Linked DNA regions of Mus musculus: all the other regions are linked to region 3. The links are chromatin loops, found by intact Hi-C in ENCODE. Cell type or tissue: heart. All regions are shown on one strand.

Region 1 (8,000 bases), 81 kb before region 3:
GGGGCCCGCGCACAAGAGAGAGGACTCAATGTCAGGGTACTTACCTAATTATATGGCTCCAGGACTGGGGCTTTAAAATCTCTAGTACTGGAAAACAACAACAAGATCCTAAAAACAAGAACAAACAAACAAACAAACAAACAAGCAAACAAAAACCAACAAGAAATACACAAGAATATTCAAAGGCCATTCTCCTTAAAGCTGTAAGGAGCCCGAAGTCTTTCCAATAAAATGGATAAACACTGGGAGAGTTGTTCATATAGTTCAATGCACGGCTACACATAACTCACCAATACAGCATGGAAAAGCATCGAGAACAGATAAGATACACAAGCATACACTATAGAAGTTTATCTACGTAAAGTTCCAAAAGTAAATCAAAGCAAGCAAATGGTTATCAAGAGTCAGATGCTTCCAAGGAAGTGATGTTTGCGTTAGGGAAGGGAGTGTAGAGAGAGGTTTATAATTACTGTTATGTGGACAATCGTGTCTCATGCACTGTTATATGTTTTATATTTCACAAAAAGCATTTTAGAAGAGATATATATTAAAAATTTGCTTATTTTTATTGTATATGTATGAATGTTTTGCCTACATGTGTATATGTGTACCACATACATACCTGGTGCCTGTGGAGGTCAGAAGAGGGCATTGGATCCCCTGGGACTGGAGTTATGGAGAGCTGTGAGTTCTCATAAGGGTGCTGGGAACTGAATCCAGGTCCTCTACAAGAGCACTAAGTGCTCTTCACTTCTGGCCATTTGTCCAGCCAGAAAAAGATATTCTTAATCTGATAACTTCTTGCTACCTTGCTCTGAGCTACTTCTGTTCTATGATCGAAGAAGCTACCAGATGTTTCCAATGGTTTGAGCAACCCAGTTGTGGCAATTTGTGAGGACATTCTTATCAAATTAATATGGTTCATAAGCAGGATGTGGAATTTGTGATTACTGGTGTCTGTGAGCTAGTTCACTTTCAAAGCCCAGGCACTGCCTGAGGGTGCTTTGCCTTGCCAGAAGGATGCAAAAGGAGAGAACAATACTTCTCTAAGGAGGCCGCCATGGGAGGGGATGGAGAAGGAATTAGAGCTACCATGCCTGAAAAGCTCTACAGCTAGATGAGTTCTCTCCTCTGGCCTAGGCCTGTCATGGATGCCATTGCTCTGGACACTTGCAGGTACATCTCAATATGCTCTGAGGTCTCACTGTGGTATCCTATAACTTCTTCCTTAGTTCTACCTTCTATGTTTCTTGGATATATTTTTCTCTCCTGCCTGCACTGTCATGCTCCTTCAAGACATTTGTGTCAGTTACATGTCCTCTGATAGATTCTGTAGGGATATACTAGCAGGGTATAAAACCCAGACTCTTTTCTAGGGAGTTAGGTTCTTTGTAAAAGTGATAAGCAAGGGGGTAAGGAGATATAGCTCAGTCAGTAAAGTGTTTATTGTACAATTGTAAGGACCGAAGTGTGAACTTTAATGCCCATGTAAGAAAGATGGGTCTTGTGTATGTGCTTGTCATTCTAGTACTGGCAAACTGGAGAAAGGAGGACCACCTTTGGAGGTGGCTTGTTGACTACCCATTCTATCTGAGTCAGTGGGCTCTATGAATTTAGGGTTCAGTGAGAGATTTTGTACAAAAGAAACTCCAGTAAATGAAAAATAATGTACAGAGGTATTGAGGAAGCCATTTACCATTGACCTATATCACCCACCTGCATACACAGACACACACACACACACAGACACACACACACACACACACACACATACATACATACATACATACATACATACATACATAAGTTTTCAATAAGATAACCATGATGAGACATTGTATATATGGCAGGCAAGGAATTGTTCCATATACCCTGAAGCATCTTTCCTGTGTGTACATAAAAGCAGAGTAGATAAAGCAGCATCTCTGGAGGGCAGTGGGGGGGGAGGCCAGGGCTGTGGTATTAGACATAGAAATCACCCAGAGATCTTCCAAAGAAATGAGAAGTTCTGGAAGAAAGCAGCTTGCAACTCAGCTGGAGACAATAGCTAGCACACACAAGATGCTTTCTAATCACCTTGACCTGTCACAAGTGTCTGATATATTAAATTACTTAAACCTGGACCTCCTGAGGTCAGACCTAGTTATGGTCATTTTATAGAGGAACCATGGAGAGAGAACTCAATTTAAAATTTTCAAAGTCTCACCACTAATGAATGTTGTGGGCCTATCAAAAAGGGAAGCCTCATCCCAGAGGTGTGGCTCAGAAGAAGCATATGTGAGACCCTATACATGGCCAATAGGCACATCAAAAACCTAAAGGAAAACCTAAAGGAAGTGATACTTTATGCTCACCGAGGAGTCTAAAATAAGAAAAACAAAATGAAAACCAGTGTTAGCCAAAATATGGGCAAGTCTAAAACCCCACATACTGGTGGGAATGTCATGAGCCTCGAAAACAGTCTGAAACTCCCTCACAAAGATAGGCAATGGAGCTATTAGCTCTAACACTTCTACTCCTAACCATAAACCCTCTGGAACAGAACAGATCCATCCACATACAAATATATCCACAGATGCCATGGCAGCATTATTCATGATAAACATTTCAGAGGGTCTCTGTGCACAGCTAGATTTTAAAGATAGTATGTGTATACAATAGAATATCTGGCCATGTGGAGCAAGACATAGGACAACAAAGATACTCCTTGATTACATTCTAAGGGATAGAAACCTGAAGTAGACATTTCTGGTTTCTTTGGAGACTCAGTTGTGTCATGTAATGTTTTCTGGAAATTGTCTTGTGAGAAGATTTTTTTTTTCTGAAGCAGACACATGGGAGAATATTTTGCTGAGAGCAGACAAGTGGTGTTTTTCTGGAAGCAGCCTGGAAAAAGGGCATGTTGTGTTTTGCAGAGTGGGAGCTTGAGAGAACATGCCATGCTTGGAAAGAGTATAAATTAACCCAACAGACAGTAGATGATGCCGCCGTGTGGTATAGGTTCGCCTTACCATTCTTTGCTGATCGTTGATTGTTGTGAATTCATAGAGAAACACACACCAAAGAACTTTTGGTGGCATTCTGGCAGCTTCTGCGAACTCAGGCCAATTGACAGAGCCTCTTTTGGATTGAACTGTTGTTGCCGATTGGTGAATGATGTTTGTGAGTGGATCAAGCTACTACTCTTGATTTGTGTGAACTCAACTGCTGATATCCTGACAACACAGATTGTATTTGCCTCAAGCAACTATTTCTAAACAGGTCCACCTCCTCCTTTGTCCTGTTAACCATTTTTTTTCCTCCATTGCCTCTGGTTGATGGTGGGCTAGAAGGGAAGTTAAAACATATTACATGTATTAAAGTAGGATTTGAAAAACACAAGCCCACAGAAACAAGTCATAAAAGACCATGTAATAAAAATTCTGAGGTCTGAAGGGTTAACCACCTCCCTGTCAATTTTCTAGCCTCATGTGACAGTCTTACTTAACTTCTGGCTTCTGGGAAAGTAAGAGCCCAGAATCTGGTGAGCCTCACAGCCCATTCCCTTCTCAAACTCTTTAAAGCAGATAGAACAGTGATTGATGACAGTGGAGAAAGGTACTGAGATGGTCCTCCAACCTTTCCTGCCTTGGTTTTGGTAATGCCTCCACACAATGCCTGGATCTCATCCAGTCCTCCATCCATCCATCTATCCATCCATCGATCCACTCATCAAATATTTATCGGGCAGCTTCCAGTACAAAGCACCTAGTGAGGAGTGCAGACACTTTGCATGGAGGCCGAAGAGACAGCCATTTCACTTAAGTGACATTTCTAAAGATCTGGATGGTTAAACAAAACCCAGTATTGGCTCTTTTAAGACTCAGCCTCTCAAACTCTACTTCTCTCCATCTTTGCTTGTCCTTAAGTGATCTTGTGGAGTCCCAGAGACTGATTTCATGCCAAAAATTCCCACCCTAACCTTCCCTTTGAACTTTATTCTCATCTAGCCAATTTAAAATAATTAATTTATTCAAAACATTTTAAATTTTCTTCTAGAGCTGGGAATATAGCTTAGTGCTAGGTTGCTTGCTTAGCATGTGTGAAGCCCTAGGTTCAATCCCCAGGACTTAAAGAATGCTATTTCATTATCTCCAGCATCAGCACCAACATCCTGGTCCAAGTCATAAGCATCTATCACTAGGATTAGCACATGGGGAATTCCAGCTTGTCTCACCCACTTGCTTTGATTTCCTATGTAGCAGCTCAAGGGTTCTCTGCAGCAACGATGCTGGATCACAGATGAATCTCTGAAGCCTGCCTTTTCTCATACTCAGAATCATCCCCATGCTGTTATCCCGCTGACATCTCCCTACTCCATTTATCTATTTAATAGACAGTCTTGCTTAGTAGCCCAGGCTGTTTTTGAACTTGTAACCCTCTTGCCTCAGCCTCCTGAGTGCTAGGACTAGATGTGTGCATCACTGTCTCACCACACTCAACTTCTTTTATCTTAATGGTGTCTGCTCCACTCTGGCTGGCCTGGCTTTATGTTGTTCAACTTTTAGTAGGGTTTTATGTGTGGCTCAGTGCACCACGCCGTCTTCCCTATGAGGCGATAGATATCTACTGTGTTTTTGCTGTCTCCTCCATCTTCCTCCCCTTGCTCTTCACGTGTCTGGCTACATTCTGATTTTCTTTGCACCTAGTTACTGTGTGCTTACTGTTTGTCTTTTCTCACTAAGACAAATGGCAGGAGCTGCTCAGTTTCCTCTTGTGCTTCTGGTGCCCACAGCAGTGCCTGGTGTTAACATGTGGGTGCACATCTGTGAACAGAAGAAATGCTGTCAGTGTGCATTCACTCCAAGTCAATGATAGGTATAAGTTAAACTTCGAGTCTAGTACTTCTGTTGCTATTACTATTTTAACAATTTGATGTGACCACCATCCCTCTTTAGTTCATCATGAGTTTATTATTTTATATATCAAGTGGGACCGGAGTCCTATTATTTTATTTAGGTTAATGACAAAACATGACATGAGTAATGGGTAAAACATGAGGAAATGGGACAATTGTGAGGAAGAGAGTGGGAGGCAAGCCTTCCTTCCTCTCCGCCTTACATCATATTAAACAGAACGTCGTAAATGTATCTCCTATCCTCTCTGGTATAATCAGTCCATATGGCACAAAGGTCCACTTCCCAAGAGAACTCATTTTCCATTTGACATGCAAAAAACCTGATCTTTTGTGAGAGAAAGGAGTGGACTGCATGTGCTGTATACGGGAAATTGATTAGGCTTAACCAAGATCATAAGAAGATCTCTGCAAAACGAATGAAATAATCTTCAAGCCCTGTCTCCCCTAAGAATTATCCACCAATATTATTATAAGGGAGACCTCATCTTTCCATGCAACACTGTCCTTTGTCTATCAAGCATCGTGTGAGTCTGAACTTTCTTTTAACAGTGCTCCTGGTTACAAGGGGCTTTGGGCATGAAAGCAGCGTTCATCACAAGCTATAGTGTTTTCTTGAATTTGTATGTGGCAATGTAAGAGTTGGCAGGGTTCCCTAGATGTAGAACCCCATCAGCAGAATAAATCTTTTCATCTGATAAAGTTTGTCTCAAGGTTTTGTATGTGCTAACTGTATTGTGAGAACCCAGACCTCCAGTGGATAAGACACTCCTGCAAGGAGCCCCATGTCAAAATGGCAACCCTTCCTCCTGTCTACATAGTGTGGAGGAATCGATTTTACAGGTCTTTACTTACTCAGCAGCTAGGATACATGTGTCTTATTCCAAACTCTGTGTTTCTTGGTTGAAGTATGTTATTTGTAGCAATAGGCTTAGAAAGCACAGGTTCTTTATGTAAGTGAGCGGTTTGCACAAATGCAGAATATGCTATGAAAATTCCCAAGGACATGGTATCTTTTTACATATCTAAAAAATATTTTATTTCCTTTTCCTTTTCAAGTGCCCTTCCTCCACCCAGTGTAGCAGTAGCAATTGTGTGTGTGTGTGTGTGTGTGTGTGTGTGTGTGTGTACCTTGAAGAGATCAGTGGTATGCTGGGTGAGGTAGTATTGGCTGGGGGACATGCAGTACTTTAAACACCACTGGGGAATCAGATTTTAGGGGAGCCAGCTAGATAACTACAGACAAGCCATTACTCTGAGTTACCAGGAGGTTGGATTATGTTAGCCAGTCTCAAACACAATATGCACAAGAGTCACCCCAGGGTTTGGCTTAACTATAAGTTCTGCTTCGGTAGACCGAAGATGGGGGCCTGAGTGTCTGTGTTTCTAACCAGCTCCTGGGTAACGAATGTGAGCCTGCAGCTTGTCTGTGGCCCCCATTTTGCAAAGTAGGGCGGAAGTTGGTGTCACCTGGTAAACAGATGGTGTGAGCTATATACTAACTTTCATATGTCTACATTTATTTAGTCATATATATGTATATAAGCCATTACTGTGTGTGTGTATATATATATACATATATATGACACACACATATATATATACATGTATATATACACAAATGTATGTATATATGTGTATATATATAACAGGTTTGTGTTATATATATATATATATATATATATATGTATATGTATATATATATGTGTGTGTGTGTGTGTGTGTGTGTGTGTGTGTATGCACATGTGACAGTCAGAAAACAAATGACTAGAAGGAGAGAATTAGTTCTTTCTTTATATTTGTGAGGGTCCAGAGACTGAACTTAGGAAGTCAGACTTTAGTGGCAAATGACCTTACTTGCTGACCCCTTGCCAACCCTTTCAATTTAAAAAAATATTTATTTATGAACTTAATATATGTATGTGTCAATGTGAACTTTCACATCTCTAGCAGTCACAGTGAGTAGGTAAAAATAATAGTTGTAATAATAGTGAAGTAGCCGTATGTACTGTAATCACAATATAAACACTGTACTCAATACGTTTCACAGCCTTTTCTCCACTTTATACTTTCTAAATTCTGTATTTTGTGTTTATGGAACAACTCAGTTTGAACTTTCCCGATATCAGCTTCTTGAAGGAATTCATGCCTGTGAGCTCCGCAGTCAGGGAAAGGAGGCAGGGATATCTGGAGTTCAAGTCAGGAGCGTCAGCCTGAGTGTCGTAAGATCCTATTTCAAATGAAACAACATAAACCGAAGATGCTCAGTAGCCACATGGGTGTTACTGGAGGATGCAGGGTGGGCCACATCTGCCACCTGTACCACCACCTGTATCAGTCAGTACCCTTTCTCATGATTCATCCGCCTCCCATTTCAAATGGACTTCTGCCTGCAGATGGCGCTAATGCCCTGTATTTTGTTCCCTGAAACTTGTTTTTAAACGGTTGAGCAAACTTAATATTACCTATGCAATCCCTTCTTGATTTGTTCATTCTGTAATTTTCGTTACTATGATCTATGGAAGGTAAGCCTTATGTGCTCTGTATTCTGGACCAACAGAAGGAAATGTTATCTGTTCTTGGGGGCAAGGTATAAAGTTGATCTCCAATTATATAATATCCTTGGTCCGGGTTTGATAACCAGATGTTTAATGGAATAACAATGGAGGCAGGAAAACTGCTCACGAGCTTCTGTCAGGCTCAGATAACTTGGTAAAATTTTTTATGGAGCAAAAGAAAGTATTTCTTTTTCCATTTTGCCTAATACAAGGAGTATTGTGAGGCTTGTGTTACATTTTCTGGAAAGGAACCAATGCATGCAGTCATTAACCTCCACTTCCACGGGGTCATCTTATCCCTACTCCAGCCACACCATATCCAAGAGACTGCATCTTCCGGAAGAATGTCTTCTCATAATAAAACATAGTCTTAAGAAGATGTGCCCAGGGGCTGGCGAGATGGCTCAGTGGGTAAGAGCACCTGACTGCTCTTCTGAAGGTCCGAAGTTCAAATCCCAGCAACCACATGGTGGCTCACAACCACCCGTAATGAGATCTGATGCCCTCTTCTGGTGTATCTGAAGTCAGCTACAGTGTACTTACATATA
Region 2 (8,000 bases), 63 kb after region 3:
GGAGAACATTCTCTTACCATCGAGAATAATTGTTTTCATTGCCCCCAAGTCTGCTAATAGAGCTTGCTACCTTCATGGCTGTCGTAAGGATGAGGCAAAGATGGACTTCAGCTTTCAGACTGTGTCTGCTCAAATGTTGGCTACTCCTGTTTTCTGACCCCCTTCTCTGGTGCAATGTGGACTTTCAATTAATTTCCCTGCATCTTTTACATATTTGATTTAAAAAATATTTTATTTTATGTAATTGTATGTATATGCATGTCAATAAGCATATGTGTGTGTGTTTCCATGGAAACCAAGGCAACAGATTCTCCAGAGCTGTAGAAATGGGCTGTGAGACGCCCACTGTGGGTGCTCGGAACCAAACTCGGGTCCTGTGGAAAGACAGCGAGCACCCATAATGCAGAGGTATCTCTCAGACTCTACTTTAAAATTTCAATTTATCTTTTTTTTTTTTAAAGTTCCAAGTAACTATAGGAAAGTACATGGGTATATAGATCCCCAGTACCAAGATTCTTCCTTTGCAGGTAGCACAACTTGGTCTGCTTCACATAAAGAATGGAAAGTCATTAAAACACTCATCACACTGTAAAGTAGAATTGAACTCTGACAGAACAAGCGAAGTGAGTCTGACTTCCAGGTAACTGAGCCTTCTTTTCCTCCTAAAGACACAAGCCATACACAGAGTAAAATAAACTTGGGCATGGTGAGAAGGAAACAACGCAGGAGGGCTAGCCAAGTCTGAGAGTCGTGAGTGTGCTCGGTTTATAAACGGAGCCCACCTTGCCAGCGAGGTAGTCACATGCTCTGCTAAACAGAAACTTAAGAAAACACTTACACGAAGCAAACATGGGGAAGTGCCATGCAAGCATGTGACTGACTGGTGGCAATGACCGAAACCACAGCAGCCACTAGAAAAGGAAGGGTAGTGCGCCACACTGTAGTTGTGAAAATGAACTTATTCATTTATTTTGAAAAACGTGTAAGAAGCAAAGATGTCTTCTTTCCCACCTACCTTTGCGGCAGGCGAGCACTTCCTGGAATTTATAAAGTGCGATCTTTCTGGGGACTTCTCATAACATTTCCTACTGCTCATCTATGTCTGTGTCAAATAGAGAATGCTCTTGAACAAGTGTGTGTGTGTGTGTGTGTGCGCGCGCACGCGCACTCACTCCTGCTCTGTTGAGGTCCAGTTTTGATGGTCCCGCCAGAGGTATATTTGAGTATCATTTCTCAAGAGCTTCAGCTGGGAGACACTGCCTCTTACTGGCCTGAAGGTCACTAGCTGATTCATCTCCGTTTGGGCTGGCGCGCCTTGGGGATCCTCCTATCTCTCCTTCCCCAGTGCTGGGATAACAAGGTTGGCACCACATGAGCCTTTTAAAATGTGAGTTTGGAAGCTCAAACGCAGGTTTTCATGCTTGCACTGAAACTTCACAAGCTGAACCGTCTCCCTCTCCTTCCCTCTCTTTTTTCCTTTTCTTCTTCCTTTTTAAAACACATCTTGTCTTTAAAAAAAAAAAAAGGCCCAAAACAAGTGTAAAGTATTTCCCTATGTGTGTGGAGGGAGGGAGTATAGGAGGCTGATTTCACTGAGATCCTGTTAAATTTGGGTGCCATAGCCAATCAAAGACGCATCGTTTCCTCTAAGAATTCTAAATGGGGCGATTACCACGGGCCTGCAGGTTCTGGTTTGTATTAGAGGAGACACTGTCTTCTTAAGTAAAACATAGAAGGGGAAGTGTCCAGAATTGTAAATAAGGCTTCGAGAGAAGCCTTGTCTGGCCACCGGGATGGAGAAGACCTACCTTCGCCTATCCAGGATCCATCGTCCCTCCCTCTACCCAGATCTGACAGCCCTCCTTGGCTCTTTTGCTGAGGTTTGTTTGAGTTTGTTTTACTCTCTGCAAGAGAAGTTTCCTTAAACATTCTACCCTGTTCACAAGTAAATACACCTCTTAGCTAAGAGGCCACACACCCAGGGGAACACCGATAAAAAGAACAAGCCAGAACCTTCAGAACGCTGTCGATAGGTACACCAAGCAGCCTTCATACGGAGTTTTCATTCGTGAGGAGCTGAATATACAACAAAGCTAAATGTGAGCAGACCAGGCATGCCTCTGCTAAATGAGGATGCCCACACCAAACATGCCCAAGATCTTCAAGTATAATTTTATTATATAGATTCGCTATGTGTTGACATGTTTTTATAGTGAACCTGGATTTTACAAACCCTCCTGGTTTGCCACCTGCTTCTGGCACCATACTTGAGGCTTAGGCACGTGATAAAGGAGCATGCCTGTTTCCCCCCTTATTTTTTTTAAAGAAAAGCACCATGTTACATCATTAATCATGCATATCAGTGTAGTTTAGATCCGATGTAGAGACAATAATCTTATCTCTTTGTCTGGCTGAAAGACTGTCCTTTAAACTATCATTCTAAATGCATTTGGTTTTTGCCAGGAGTAAAACATGTCACAAGATATTTGTTGTCATTTCCCAGGCGTGGAAGGAAAGGAATGGAAAGAAAACGAGGGGTGAAGGCTGCTGTTCCTCTCTAGTCGCTACTTGAAGTCTACATAGCTGGGGGGGGGGGGGGGACTGTTCACATGGGACCGGTTTCCTCTTTGTTCCTACACTGGCGCCTCTGGCAAGAAACTCTCCCTTCTCTTCCCCCCAAGCATATCTTGGCTGAAAGGTCAGCTCTGAAAAGGGGCCTGGCCAAAGTTACTGTAGGGGACCGTGGTCATGGAACTGGGTAGACAAAAGCACTCTAGCAGCCACTGGAGAAGGACCGGGGGCTCTTCTCTGTGCATTTGCCCTGGAGCCCTGACCACCGCCAGCTCCCTGCATCTCCTTGCTATGGGTTTTCTGGACCGAGCCAGGCAGGAGTTCACAACCGAAATGTCTTCTAGGGCTAATCAGGTAACTTCGGACGATTTAAAGTTGCCAGATGGACGAGAAAACAGTAGAGGCGTTGGCAACCTGGATAAGCGCCTATCTTCTAATTAAAACATTCAGACGGGGCGGGGGATGCGGTGGCCAAAGCACCATAAAACAAAACTTCCAAGTACTGACCAACTCACTGCAAGTTTGTGCCCCGAGTACATCTAGGTTCAGGGGTTCTTGTCTTCATGCTCCCAACTGCGGGCGGATTTTTGGTCCCTTGGGACTTTCAGTGCAGCGGCGAAGAGAGTTCTGCACTTGCAGGCTCCTAATGAGGGCGCAGTGGGCCTCGTGTTTCTGGTGATGCTTCCCAGGTTGCTGGGGGCAGCAAGTGTCTCAGAGCCCATTACTGGCTACATTTTACTTCCACCAGAAACCGAGCTGCGTCCAGATTTGCTCTCAGATGCGACTTGCCGCCCGGCACAGTTCCGGGGTAGTGGGGGAGTGGGCGTGGGAAACCGGGAAACCCAAACCTGGTATCCAGTGGGGGGCGTGGCCGGACGCAGGGAGTCCCCACCCCTCCCGGTAATGACCCCGCCCCCATTCGCTAGTGTGTAGCCGGCGCTCTCTTTCTGCCCTGAGTCCTCAGGACCCCAAGAGAGTAAGCTGTGTTTCCTTAGATCGCGCGGACCGCTACCCGGCAGGACTGAAAGCCCAGACTGTGTCCCGCAGCCGGGATAACCTGGCTGACCCGATTCCGCGGACACCGCTGCAGCCGCGGCTGGAGCCAGGGCGCCGGTGCCCCGCGCTCTCCCCGGTCTTGCGCTGCGGGGGCGCATACCGCCTCTGTGACTTCTTTGCGGGCCAGGGACGGAGAAGGAGTCTGTGCCTGAGAACTGGGCTCTGTGCCCAGCGCGAGGTGCAGGATGGAGAGCAAGGCGCTGCTAGCTGTCGCTCTGTGGTTCTGCGTGGAGACCCGAGCCGCCTCTGTGGGTAAGAAGCCCACTCTTTAGTAGTAAGGCGGAGAAGTAGGGTGCGGGCGGAGAGTGGGAATAGAAGAGGACCTAACTCGTAGAGCTCTAGAGACCCTCCTCCCTTGGGTGTTCTTTCACTTACCAATGGGGAAACTGAGGTTCAAAGACTCTTCCGAAATGACTCAGCCAGGATTCTACTCTCCCCCGGGCATCGGTTGGAGCGTGTCCTGCGGAGCCGTCACAGCCCCTGGCGCTAGGTAGGCAGGAGTGGAAAGGCGGCCTGAGCCGGGGCAGGAGATGCTCCCACTGGCAGGAACAGGCGGTCAAACGCTGGGAAGCCAGCTCAAGCCAAGCGGCCCGGCTGGCATCAATCACTCCGTGCTGTTGCCCACCGCCCTAGTGTGGGGCAGGGAATCCGCCTCTGGCTCCGCTCCCCTTTAGCTCCAGCGTGTAAGCGCACGGACTATGTGAGGTGAGGTCTCTTCATAGAGCAACACTTTCCTCCCTCAACTTTCTTTGATGCAGAATGCTATTTTTGCTGGTAGGAGGAAGACGCGGCTTTCTCTTCTGTGACAGCTTCTCCAGGTGTATTAAACTAAATAACTCTCCACTTACCGACTCCAAAGCGCTGGTCCTGGGGTAAACTCTGAAAGTCTCAGAAACTCTTGAGCTTGGCACCTAGTTATAGGTCACTTTTCTTGTTTTAAAATGCCCTCTGCTTCAAGGTTAGGCCCACACTCGCTCTTGGGCTTTTGTGCAATAATTTCCCTTCCCTTCCCTTCCCTTCCCTTCCCTTCCCTTCCCTTCCCTTCCCTTCCCTTCCCTTCCCTTTCCCTCTTCCTTTTCCTCCTCCTCTTCCTCCTCTATTTCTCTGTCATTTCCTTTTTGAAGCCACAGTTTGCAGATTTCCAATCTCCACCCATTGGAGAATGGAGAATCAGGAAAAAAGAAGTCAATTCTGCAGAAACATTCCTTGCGCCCTAAGAGAATCGCATGGCTTAAAAGCATTGGCACTGACATACGGCGCCAAGATCGCCTGTCTAGAGCTATTGAGTTTTCCTCATAATGACTTGGTTCATCAGGCTAGCTCCACCACGAGTGCCCTCTTGTTCCTGAGAAGGCCGCACTCTCCCCCTTTCTGGGAAGAGAAAGACAGCCTGGAACATGTGCTTGCCCTGGGTTCCATAGAGAAGCAAGTTGCTTTAAAGCCCAGAGAATTCCTAGTGTAGCAGCTTAACAGCGTCCCGTTCTCTGAATAAGATGGAGGTTGCCCTTTTGGAGTGTGTGACTTGCTTAATTGGATTGGGCTATAATTGGTGCCATCCAAGTCTCGAGACAGAGCCGCTGTTGTTTTTCCTTCTGGTCTTTGAGCGGGAAGGATAACAGTGCACAAATTAATTAATGTTGGTTATCGGATTTGAACATAAAAGGGCTTTTATTGTATAGTAGCATATGTACCTCTTGCAGTCAGAATGAGCTGTCTAAAGAACAGAACCCAAACTTGCCGATGAAAATGAATGAGGTTTAATAAAGGCGATGGATGAGCATTAGTCACTGATGTAAATCTCCAGTTATTGATAACCTCATTGACTGGATTTGATTGCAGACATGTATTGGTATGGGGCATCCTTTAAAGATGAGCATAGCCAACGTGCCTGCACTCTAAGAGAATCTATGGCTGTATGTTATTACAGAGACAGTTGAGAAGCTCTTAGTGGCTCTGGCGTGTAGATCAGCGGTAGAGCGCTGAGGCTCTGCGCTCGCTTCCTGGCACTGAAGAATAAAGGCCATTTACTGTGGTGGTGCAGTGGGCGCAGTTTGTGACGAGTTACTACTACATTTTCCTCACACATCTGCCTGACTAATGAGTTCATCAGATGAGCGTATCCAGTGATTGTTTGCAGGTTAATGGTTCTCAGTCATGTTTAGAATCTACTTATCAAACAAATTGTTTTCTCATTTCCTGCTTCTTCTCAAACAAAGTAAGATTCCATTATTGAAAGGCTTGTTTAAGAGCATTTTAACTGCTTGCCTATGTTAGGGACAGTGACTTATTTCATATTGACAAATATTATGCCGATTAATTGAATATGACTACCCAGTTCTATAGCTGTCTCAGGGCAGACCAAGAGCATCTGTGATCCAGTCACTTTAAATGCCATTTAAAATGCATAATTTGTTGGTCTAGGAATAAACACACTGTAAAGTTTAGAATCACGGCCCAAACACAAGTCTTTAACAATGCCAACTAGCTTCTGAGATTCATTAATGTCATTTAATTACCAATGTTTTAAAAATATGTCATTAATTACTAAATCTATAGTTGTAACAGCAACACATGTACATCTTATTAGGTTGGGTATATTCAGGGTGGCATAGCTGTAGACTATTGCACATCTGTGTAGGTGAGCCAGTGGACAGCTGCCTCTGGCTGTTCTCAGAGGGCCACAGTGTCACGGCATTGGCTATTTGCCTTGGCTCTTTGCTAATACTTTATTGACATGGCCTCATCTTCGTTCACGTTCACTTATTTGCCCAACAACGTCAATGCCAGCTGAGGCCTTAGGAGTCATCTGTTCTTAGTCAGTGTGAATTAGAAAGCCTGGATGCCTGCCTGCTATTAATTAGTTATTCTTCTCTTCTGAGACAGAGTCTCACTGTGTGGCCCAGGCTAGTCTCAAACTTGCGGTCCATTTGTCTCACTCATCAGAATGCTGGGCTTCCAGGTGTGTGCACCACACTAGGTAGCTCGCGTTTTAAGCTAAGAGCTGGAAGATCCTGATGTCCTTTACCATGGTGGGCATGTTACAGGTTAGTTGACTGAAAACTAGTTATCTCGCTGTGTAATGACCTGCAGTGGTATGTATCTCTCAAGATGCTTTTTTGCATTTCAATCAGTTAGGTAACAAGTGTCTTATGTCTCCAGCTTTGTATTGGTATGAGCTCAGAGCTTTGATTAATGAGTTGGGACCCCCTAGCTATTGCTCATTAGACTTACACTATTTTTAGTTTTGCTCTGAGTTTATGAATATGCATGTATGCATGAACTTGGGAGATATTTCTCTTCCCCAATTCCTTTTCCTCCATTTAAATGTGCTGTCTTTAGAAGCCACTGCCTCAGCTTCTGCAGCTCAGATACCAAAGGAAGTCTGGTACACAGCATGATAAAAGACAATGGGACGGGGTCACAGTGGCTCCCGTCCCTTTCAGGGGTATGGAGACGAGCTGTAGAGAGATGTCTCCAGGGAGTTTTCATTAATCAGCAATTTAGTCAGATCTGTGCATCCTATGCTTTACAAGAAATGTCAGTGGGCCTGAGATCATCAGATGGAGGTTCATCGGGTTTCAATGTCCCGTATCCTTTTGTAAGACCTTGAAGTTGGCAACGCAGGAAAACAGGAACTCCACCCTGGTGCCGTGAATTGCAGAGCTGTTGTGTTGGTTTGTGACCATCTGCCCATTCTTCCTGTTATGACAGAGCTTGTGAACTTTAACTGGGACTGGGGCAAAGTCAATCCCACCTTTATACAATGAATTGCTGAAGAGGCCTTTTAAAACTTGGAGTGTGCATTGTTTATGGAAGGGCTTTCCTATTGGATCCAACTCTTTTCTAATTTGTTTCTAGGTTTGCCTGGCGATTTTCTCCATCCCCCCAAGCTCAGCACACAGAAAGACATACTGACAATTTTGGCAAATACAACCCTTCAGATTACTTGCAGGTAAGGATTCCTTTTTGAGCCAGCTTTCCTATGTGAAAGGACTCATTGTTTACTGAGGTCACAACAATTTCCACTATTGCAGAAGTATAATAGTATTGTTACAATTGTTTATAAATCATGAGACTTCTAAGAACCTATTTAATAATGAAACAATGGAAAAAGTCTTTTCAAACCTTTGTACTCTTTTGCTGAGCCGTTTTCAACATGCACAAACATATTACACAAATATAACATACACAGGAACACACATGAATGCATGGGATGATGTGCCTAAAACTAGCATGTAATTGATATTCACAATTATTGATAAATTAGTAAAGCAAAGGAATTCCTTATGAATAGAGCTAAAATTCTATCCATGTTCAAGTCACCCAGAATGGCTTCTGGACATTTTTTTTTTTTAGCTGTTTTCTACAAGTGA
Region 3 (8,000 bases):
ACATGTATATGCATATGTATATATGTGTGTGTATATAATTTTTATAAGAATTATATAATTTTTGTAAAAATGTCATAGACCACATAATTTTAAACTGCAAGTTTCAAGGAATTAATTCCACAGCAGTTACATAGCTGGGATGTTGAGTGGGGGAGTGGGTGGTATAGATTGGTGAAAACCCATAGGACAGTCAAGACTAGTCAAAGGCCTTGCTTTTGAAGTGTCTCTACAGATGGACGAATGAGCAAGTTTCCTACTGATTATGAACTCTTGAGTAACTCAGACACACAGGGGTGGGGCAGCAGCATGTCTTAATTAAAAGGACTCTCTTATTTAGACTCAGAAGAACATTTTCACTTCATTACACCCCTTGGGTGAAAAGGAGACCCAGTGGTCTCCTCCATTTACAGTGTTGTGAAACGTTGTCTTGGAGATTTAAGTTTAAAGCCATGGAAGAAGGCTTGTGTTTGAGTTTCGGAGTGCTTCTCTTAGGTCTGCTGTCTGAAACCTTTGGAACCTGTTTGTTTGTTTAAAACGAAATCAAAAGACTGAAAATTGGCCCCACAAAAGAAGTAGGAAAAAGTTCACACCGTGACACTTGCAAAAATATTAGAACAGTGAAAAATGTAACATGTTCAGGAAGGACCCGAAACACTTTCGGGGCGAGCTGGAGGGCTGTGGAGGACTTCCTGGAAATCCAATCTCTCCTCCATGTTTGTGTAACTAATCCCCTCCATCTGCACAAACAGATCAAGGGACAGGCGGCGTCTTCGGGCTGTTGTCTGGGAGGTGTTTTTTTTATTTTATTTTATTTTATTTTATCTGTGGGCTGAGGTGGCTCACTTTGGCACTAATTGGTTCCACCTTCGAAGAAGGTTTGGGCAGTTACTGAGCATGGTTTCCTCAACACATCTCAGAGCGACAATGTCCAAATTACAGAAGGGGAGAAAAGAGTTTTAGAGGGTTTATAGTCTATTAAAATTTCCAGCAGTTTAGTAGAAGCCCATACACATGTTTAAACCCCAATAATGCAGGCAGACAGATGTGTCTGGGCTTTGGGGGCAGTTCAGTCCTCACTGAACTGAGGAATGTCCTGACCTGATTTGAATGTCTCACCTCACTTTGGATGACTGAAATACTGAAGGGCTGGGTTAGGCATTTGTCATCTGGAATGGGTCCAAAGAGAAGTAATAGATTTTCCTTTAATTAAATGTAACTCTGCTAACCCCTCACCCACCATGCTAAGGAATGCATTTAATCTTCGACTTGTATGCAACGAAAATATGCAACTGAGCCAATAATCTATATATTGAATGTATGCAGAAACATCAGGCAGGGAACTTTGTCCAAAGAGCTCAAGTGTGTTTGGGGAATGTGCACATAAAAATTAACAATAAAATAGCAGAACTGTTGGAACAGTCCAGAGGTTTACAAATGATGTAAATTTGGAAAACTGCTTTGTGATACATGAACATGTAAAGTATCTATCTATCCTGTATCATATTAGTTCTACTAATGGAACATTGACTGACTAACTAACTGAAATGAGAATGTGTGTGCATAAAAGAAGACATACAGAACAAGGTTTACCTCAGTTTTAGTCATAACAATCCCCAGGTGAAAGCGCCCACTGTCTACTAGGAGAGAATGGACAAATAGACTACTGTATCTCCACAAAGTGGAAAAATACACACGGATTCTTACCTTCTTGTTAGGATTCTGTCTGGACTCCACCCCCACAGTTACCTGGCAACAGCCAGGTAGGCTCTTCCCCACAGTTACCTGGCAACAGCCAGGTAGGCCTGGCCCACTATAAAAGGGGCTGCTTGCCCCCTCCTCCCTCTCTTACTCTCTTACTCCTGCTTCTCTCCCTTGCCTCTTGCTCCCTTGCTCCCCATCTCTCCCCATTCCCTTCTTCCCTCTCTCCACGTGGTCATGGCTGGTCTTTACTTCTCTACTCTCTCCTTCTCTCTGCCACTACTATTCTCTTAACTCCCCTCCCCATGCCCTAAATAAACTCTATTCTATACTATACCGTTGTGTGGCTGGTCCCCCAGGGGAAAGGGAAGCCTTGGCATGGGCCTGCCAAGGCACCCCTTTCCCCCACACCTCACCACACCCCCATAGACCATATCTTAATATTTCTTTATCTTTTTATAATCACAACACTTATGGTTCTGCATACACTTTTAAAAGTAGCCAAGTGACGATTACTGTTCTGAGAACTGTAATTTCGGTTACCTTTGGGTAACAAAAAGTGTTAATTGGGAGTGGGTACAAAAGAGCCCACTGAAGCACTGGAAATGCTTGCTCTCTTGATCTGGCCTTAAGTCTCTGTGCACACGAATGTAAATACTTAAAGAGCTATATGCCTGTGAACCCTTTGTGTTGTGGAAGTTATGTCTTACTAAAATAGTTATCAGAGTAAGGCGATACGGTGATACAGATAAGGGAACTTCTTTTCCAGGGAGAAGGAAATATACGCACAAGGGACATTGACCCTGTGTACTGAAGGGACCTGGAACTTCTGGCTGAATATTCAAGGATTTGGACATAAGTTAAGAGGCAGTGTGTGTAATCAAGATAGTTGACTGAGACCAGGAATAGGGCAGTAAGAATGAAGAGGGGGCAGAGATACAGATGTTTCTGAGAAAAAAAAAGACTCAATGCATCTAGTGACTGAAGTTGTGTGTGGAGAGGAAGTGTGTTAGTCAAGGTTCTCTATAGGAACAGAACCAACAGGATGTATATATAATTATAAGAGGGGGTTTATCAAATTGGCTCACAATGGTCAGAGGGTAGACAGTCCCCTAATGGCCACCTGCAGTCTGATGAGCTAGGGAAACCTGTAAATACTCAGAACAAGAGAGACCCAGGATGCAGTACAGTCTGGGGTGGAAGGTCTAAAGCCTGTGACAGAGTCACTTGATTCCAGTCCTATGAAGACAAAATAACTCTTTGTGTTTCTCTTCAAGCAGCTAGGTTGCCCGTGCGGGCACTTCTAAAGATCACAGAAGAAAGGTCATGATTAGAATTACCCTGTAATGCCTAGGATCAATGCGTTCAAATAAATGCAGCCATACCTCATCCGTAAGTGAAAACTTGGCTGATTTTCTTCCACAAATGTGGTCCCTGGCTTTGCATCTGTGCGACAGGACTATTATGCAAGCATTTTTTCAGTGTCCTGAAGAGAGTTTCTTTTCTCTTTCTTTCTTTCTTTCTTTCTTTCTTTCTTTCTTTCTTTCTTTCTTTCTTTCTTTCTTTCTTTCTCTCTCTCTCTCTCTCTCTCTCTCTATCTCTCTCTCTCTCTCTCTCTTTTGGTTTTTTCGAGACAGAGTTTCTCTGTGTAGCCCTCGCTGTCCTGGAACTCACTCTGTAATCCAGGCTGGCCTCGAACTCAGAAATTCGCCTGCCTCTGCCTCCCAAGTGCTGGGATTAAAGGCATGGATTAAAATGTTTAATTGTGATAGCATTTATGTTGATATTTTGGTACATTCTATACTTGCCTTCCCTGTGACCCTTCCAAGTGATCAAATCCAGAGCTTTGATGGATTTTTGTTTGCTCCAAACTCGATTTTATTCTAGTATAGTTAATTTTGTGAAGCCATTCTAACAAGTTTCCAAGTGGGAATCTCTGACCCCTCTTCATTCTTACTGCCCTATTCCTGGTCTCAGTCAACTATCTTGATTACACACACTGCCTCTTAACTTATGTCCAAATCCTTGAATATTCAAGTGCCAAGTTCTGGAGGGATCATTGCATCTCTGGGTTTGGGCTAGCTCTTCCTATTACTGTTGTGTTTGCTAGGGGGCGCTGCAGTGCACCTTTTTATTCTTCTCCTTGGTGACTTAAGTGTTACCCTGTTGGAGACGTTTTGGAGATAGAAGGTAGCTTGTGTACTGCGGCCTGACAAAAAATACGTTATCTCTCTTTTGTTTAAAACCTAATTAATGTGTCTTGAGTGTACATGGCTCTTCATTTCCGCAGTGTTCGGTGTTAAAACTACATGGATTATCAGGTTGTCAGGCAGAGCCAGCTGGATTGCAGAGGTTGTCTGTGTGCTCCACAGCTACAACCCAGGTCTCCACATCGAATAAGCCATCTTATTTCCTGGGCTGGGTCAAAATAAGTCCTACAGCCGGCCTCTCCTGCTGCTTTTCCTGCCCTTGGGGGCAGGGTAAGTATGGCTAACAGAGAGCTTCCTGTTTCCTGTTTGCCTCTGGGAGGCACAATTCTAAATGGCCTCATTTCTCTGCCTTTGGAAAGGCTATTGTCCTCTGCCCTAAATCAAACCTCTTGGGAAGTCACCTGCAGTTCTTTTCTTTGGGCTTCGGAGTCTGGAGATAACCCTGATATGCGCTTACCCTGCTAGAAGGGAAAATGAAATGGTAAGGTTGTGTCATAGTTACTCTGAAGATGTTTGTTAATCCAAATAAGTCACCAAGTCATCTTTGGAGCACTTCTACAACTTACATGGTTGGATTCTGTTAGTGTAACATCCTGATAAGAAGGGTTTGATTGGCAGATCTAGAAGAGAGATCATTTCTTCAGCACATTATGTTCACTGGGTGGATTTGAATAGGTTAATGCTACACCTCATGGGATTCAGGCTCTGTGTGCTCTGATGGCACTGACCTTGTCTCAGCATAAGGAGAGCCTGCGAATCCTCTGCCTCTGTGGATTCTATATATCCACAGTCTCCTGGGCCTGCTTGATTTTCCCTCAAACTTGCATGTGTCGGAACCACCCGAAGGCTTACTAGGCCATTAGAGTTTCTTTATCAGTAGGTTTGGAGGGAGGCCTGGGAGTTTGCATTTTAAGAAATTAGGCAGAAAAAAGGCTCAGAGGGTAAAAGGTATTTGCTCTGTTAAACCTAGAGACCTGAGTCTGATCTTGGGTGATGTGTTACAATAGCGGCTGGCATCTGAACACAACACACTGGGCCCAAGCAGCTCCACGTGTGAGAGGTTTATTGGGAGAAAGAGAGAGGGAGGAAGAGGTGGGGACAGAAAGAGAAGGGGAAAAAAAGAGAGAGGGGAGGGGCATTCCCCTAATGTATATGGAAATGATATAACACAGGTAAAGGTGGGAGGTGAGCCAAGTGTATTCTGGGAACATGGTAGCTGTCGTCTTGGCAACAGGTCTGTAGGTTGTGTAGTTGCCTATGTGATGACACAGGTTTGAGAGGTCCTGATGCCAACATTGGGGACTTATATAAAATTGGAAGAAAAGAATCAATACCACAAAGTTGCCTTTTGATTCCACACATGTACTATATCACACATACCTCTACTCTAGTAATAATAATGATCATTACGATGGGAATAAACAAATTACCAACTGATGGTAATGCCTCTGGTCCAGGTGTGACAGAGACGACAGTTCAGAGTGTTATGGTATCTGATTAGATCCAGCATAACTCAAGCACCAAGTCAATTCAGATGACAAAAATTTACTGTAATCAAGCCTCTACTGATTGTTGAGCCATGTGAACAGATTCAGGAACTGAACTGCGACCCTGAAGGGAAGAGGTACAGCATATTTAAAGGATGAAACCATAAAGTGAGAGGGAACAGGGTGGGCTGGAGCATTGTCCAATCATATTTTGACATAAGGGGCTAAACAAAAGGGTTTCCACCAATCATGATAGTTGGTTCCTGCCTGGGAACATGAACTTAGTTTGACTCTGCCAGAAAGATGGAGAAGTTGTCCTTGAGATGGCTGGGCTCAGACAACTGTTTCCTTACAACAGAAGCTGTTCAGAAGTCCCCAGCTACCCCCAGAGCCTGGGACTTTGAACTTAGTTTCCCCCCATGATTAAATGGAGTTTGAAAACAAAATTTAGGACAAATTTCTTTTGCTTTTCCCAGCACAAAGGTTCTTCTATCTTGTATTCTTGCTGAGACCATTTTAGAATTTATTTTCTTTGATGGAGGATCCCATTGAAAATTTTACCCAACTCTATTTTAGAAACCTGAGATCAGATACCCCAGCCAACTTATCTTTGCTTCTGTTAAACTGCTTGCTTGCATAAAACCTTTCCCCACTGTGGCTGCAGAGTGAGATACCAGGATGTGGGTTTTGCCTTTAAAAAGCTCTTACAGTTGGGTTTTTAATGCCTGAGTGTAGTCCCAGATGGGTGAAACAAAGACTTTCAATTGGCTATAAACTGTGTCTGAGTGGTCATCTCTGGTGCACCCCCCTTTCCCAATACAGGGCCCACAATTTAAAGAACAATTCGTGAAGCATTATTGTCAGATAAATTAATGGCTTTCCAAAGTCCAACCCCCAAACCCCAAACCATGGATTCTATTAGTCTCATGACAGAGTGAATTTAAGAGATGATTACATTATGGATCTTGAGAAGTGGATCTGATCTATATTGCTTGCATGGGTCCAGGCTAATTATGAGGGGCTTGAGTCAAACAGATCAAAGGTAGGAGGAAAGACATGGTAAAAACTTTAGAGCTGATAGAGGGTTTTACAAAACAAGAAATTTAGGCAGCTTCTAGAAAATGGACAGGATGGAGAAAAGATCTGTGGAGCCTCCAGAGAGAGCTAAGTCCTGTCAGCACTTTGCTTTTTAGTCATGTGAGACTAATTTTAGGTCTCAGATTTAAGAGTTGTTTTGAGACACTATGTTATTTGTTTCAGTGGCCATAAGAAACAAACAGCACACCCACTGCAGACTGCCTAAATCTTATCTACTTGAGTTCAAATTTTAGTTTTCCCCAACCCACATCTTTAGGATGTTGTCACACATGGATGTCAGTTCAGAACTTTCTTTCTGTGAAATCCTAGGTAGTTTATTGTCTTCCTCAGTTACATTAACTTCTCAGAAGATCATACTGATTTAACAGTTATAATTCCAAGTCCCAGCTGAGGCTGAGGAGAAAAGGCCAATGTCTACTCCTAAGGTGCTGCTATTCTGTCAGGGTGGTCGTTGTGACAAGGCCATTTCAATCATACATGTCACACATGAATATATTGTATAGCTACATGTGACTATATATGTGTCACAAATAGTTTATCAGTTGTAACATATATACTGTACCACCTTAGAGTACAATCATTCATTCATTTGAATTTCTATATAAAAATTTAAAAAAATTTATGTGTGGAAGGGCAATTTGTAATAAATTTAACTTTCTAAAGGCAGTTAAATGGTTCTCTTTCTGGAGCTACCTGGTGATGCTTCTGTGTCCTTGTGTTCCGGGACAAAGGATTGCACCAGGGACACATGGTTAGAAGTAGAAGCAGAAGCAGAATTAAAAGAAAGACAGCATTCCTCCCCTGAGAATGGGAGAAGGCTAGTGAGTTGGGAAAAAGCATATGCTCCAAAAATGCTCAGCCCAGAGGCTCAGGACGCTGGAAAGGTTCCTCGGTGGCAATCAGGCCTCATTCTGCACATGCGCTGTTTGTTACATGTAGCCCAAGCAGGACAGGGTTTCATTTTCCTACAACTGACTTCTTCCACAGATTAATCTTGATGCTATTTTCTCCAATATCTACTATCTTGCCTTATTTGACATATGTTAATTATTTTTAAAAGTCCGGAAGAAAATTATAATTCACCATTAGAATAAACTCAGCTCGCAAGTTCATTTTACGTAGTAGGGGCGTTAAGGAGTTTGGGTCCACCTGTGGTTGACCAGAGGCTAGAGAGAGAGATAACGAGGGGTGTTTTGGAGCCAATGCTTGCATTTAACATGACAAGAGCACTGAGCAGGTTTTGTGTTTTTGCTTTTTGTTTGTTTGTTTGTTTGTTTGTTTGCTTGCTTGCTTTTTGTGGTTGTTGTTTTTGTTTTGTTCTGTTTTCTGGGATAAGGTTTCTCTGTGTAGGTAGCCCTGGCTGTCCTGGAATTCACTCTGCAGACCAGGTTGGCCTTAGACTCAGAGATCCATCTCCCAAATGCTGGGATTAAAGAAGTACACCACCTAAGTTATTTATCCTAACTCATATCCCAGCTCTGAGCATGTTTAAAGAGGCTAAAATTCT

What was found. Hi-C counts contacts between places; a loop is a spot of excess contacts. Peaks named below come from ENCODE experiments on the same cell type or tissue, not always from the same donor. Only the 100,000 strongest peaks of a DNase experiment are listed, where the experiment ranks them.
Region 1: a loop joins it to region 3, with 2.7 times the contacts of the local background. A loop is called at or near these places in 6 of 42 quality-filtered maps.
Region 2: it touches region 3 in a loop (6-fold over the local background); 2 of 42 quality-filtered maps call a loop at or near these places.

What each region holds. Positions count from the first base shown.
Region 1 is chr5:76,117,909-76,125,908 of GRCm38, reverse strand. No RefSeq gene overlaps it. Among named protein-coding and RNA genes, the nearest start is that of Srd5a3, 18 kb to the left of the region's middle. In heart, a CTCF peak has its summit at 7,270 (motif pointing right); a DNase peak (open chromatin) is centred at 7,218.
Region 2 is chr5:75,973,981-75,981,980 of GRCm38, reverse strand. It overlaps Kdr (kinase insert domain protein receptor), which reads left to right and starts at 3,526. Exons shown (of 30, transcript NM_010612.3): 1 at 3,526-3,879; 2 at 7,486-7,579. The coding sequence starts at 3,813. Gm32727 (a long non-coding RNA gene) reads right to left here and starts at 4,649. Exons shown (of 3, transcript XR_868500.2): 1 at 4,003-4,649. In heart, a CTCF peak has its summit at 1,266; DNase peaks (open chromatin) are centred at 2,640, 3,450 and 7,270; H3K4me3 peaks cover 4,583 bases; H3K27ac peaks cover 3,076 bases; H3K27me3 peaks cover 1,091 bases.
Region 3 is chr5:76,036,830-76,044,829 of GRCm38, reverse strand. It overlaps Gm32780 (a long non-coding RNA gene), which reads right to left and starts at 1,729. Exons shown (of 3, transcript XR_377047.1): 1 at 1,705-1,729. In heart, a CTCF peak has its summit at 3,802; a DNase peak (open chromatin) is centred at 4,199; H3K27ac peaks cover 445 bases.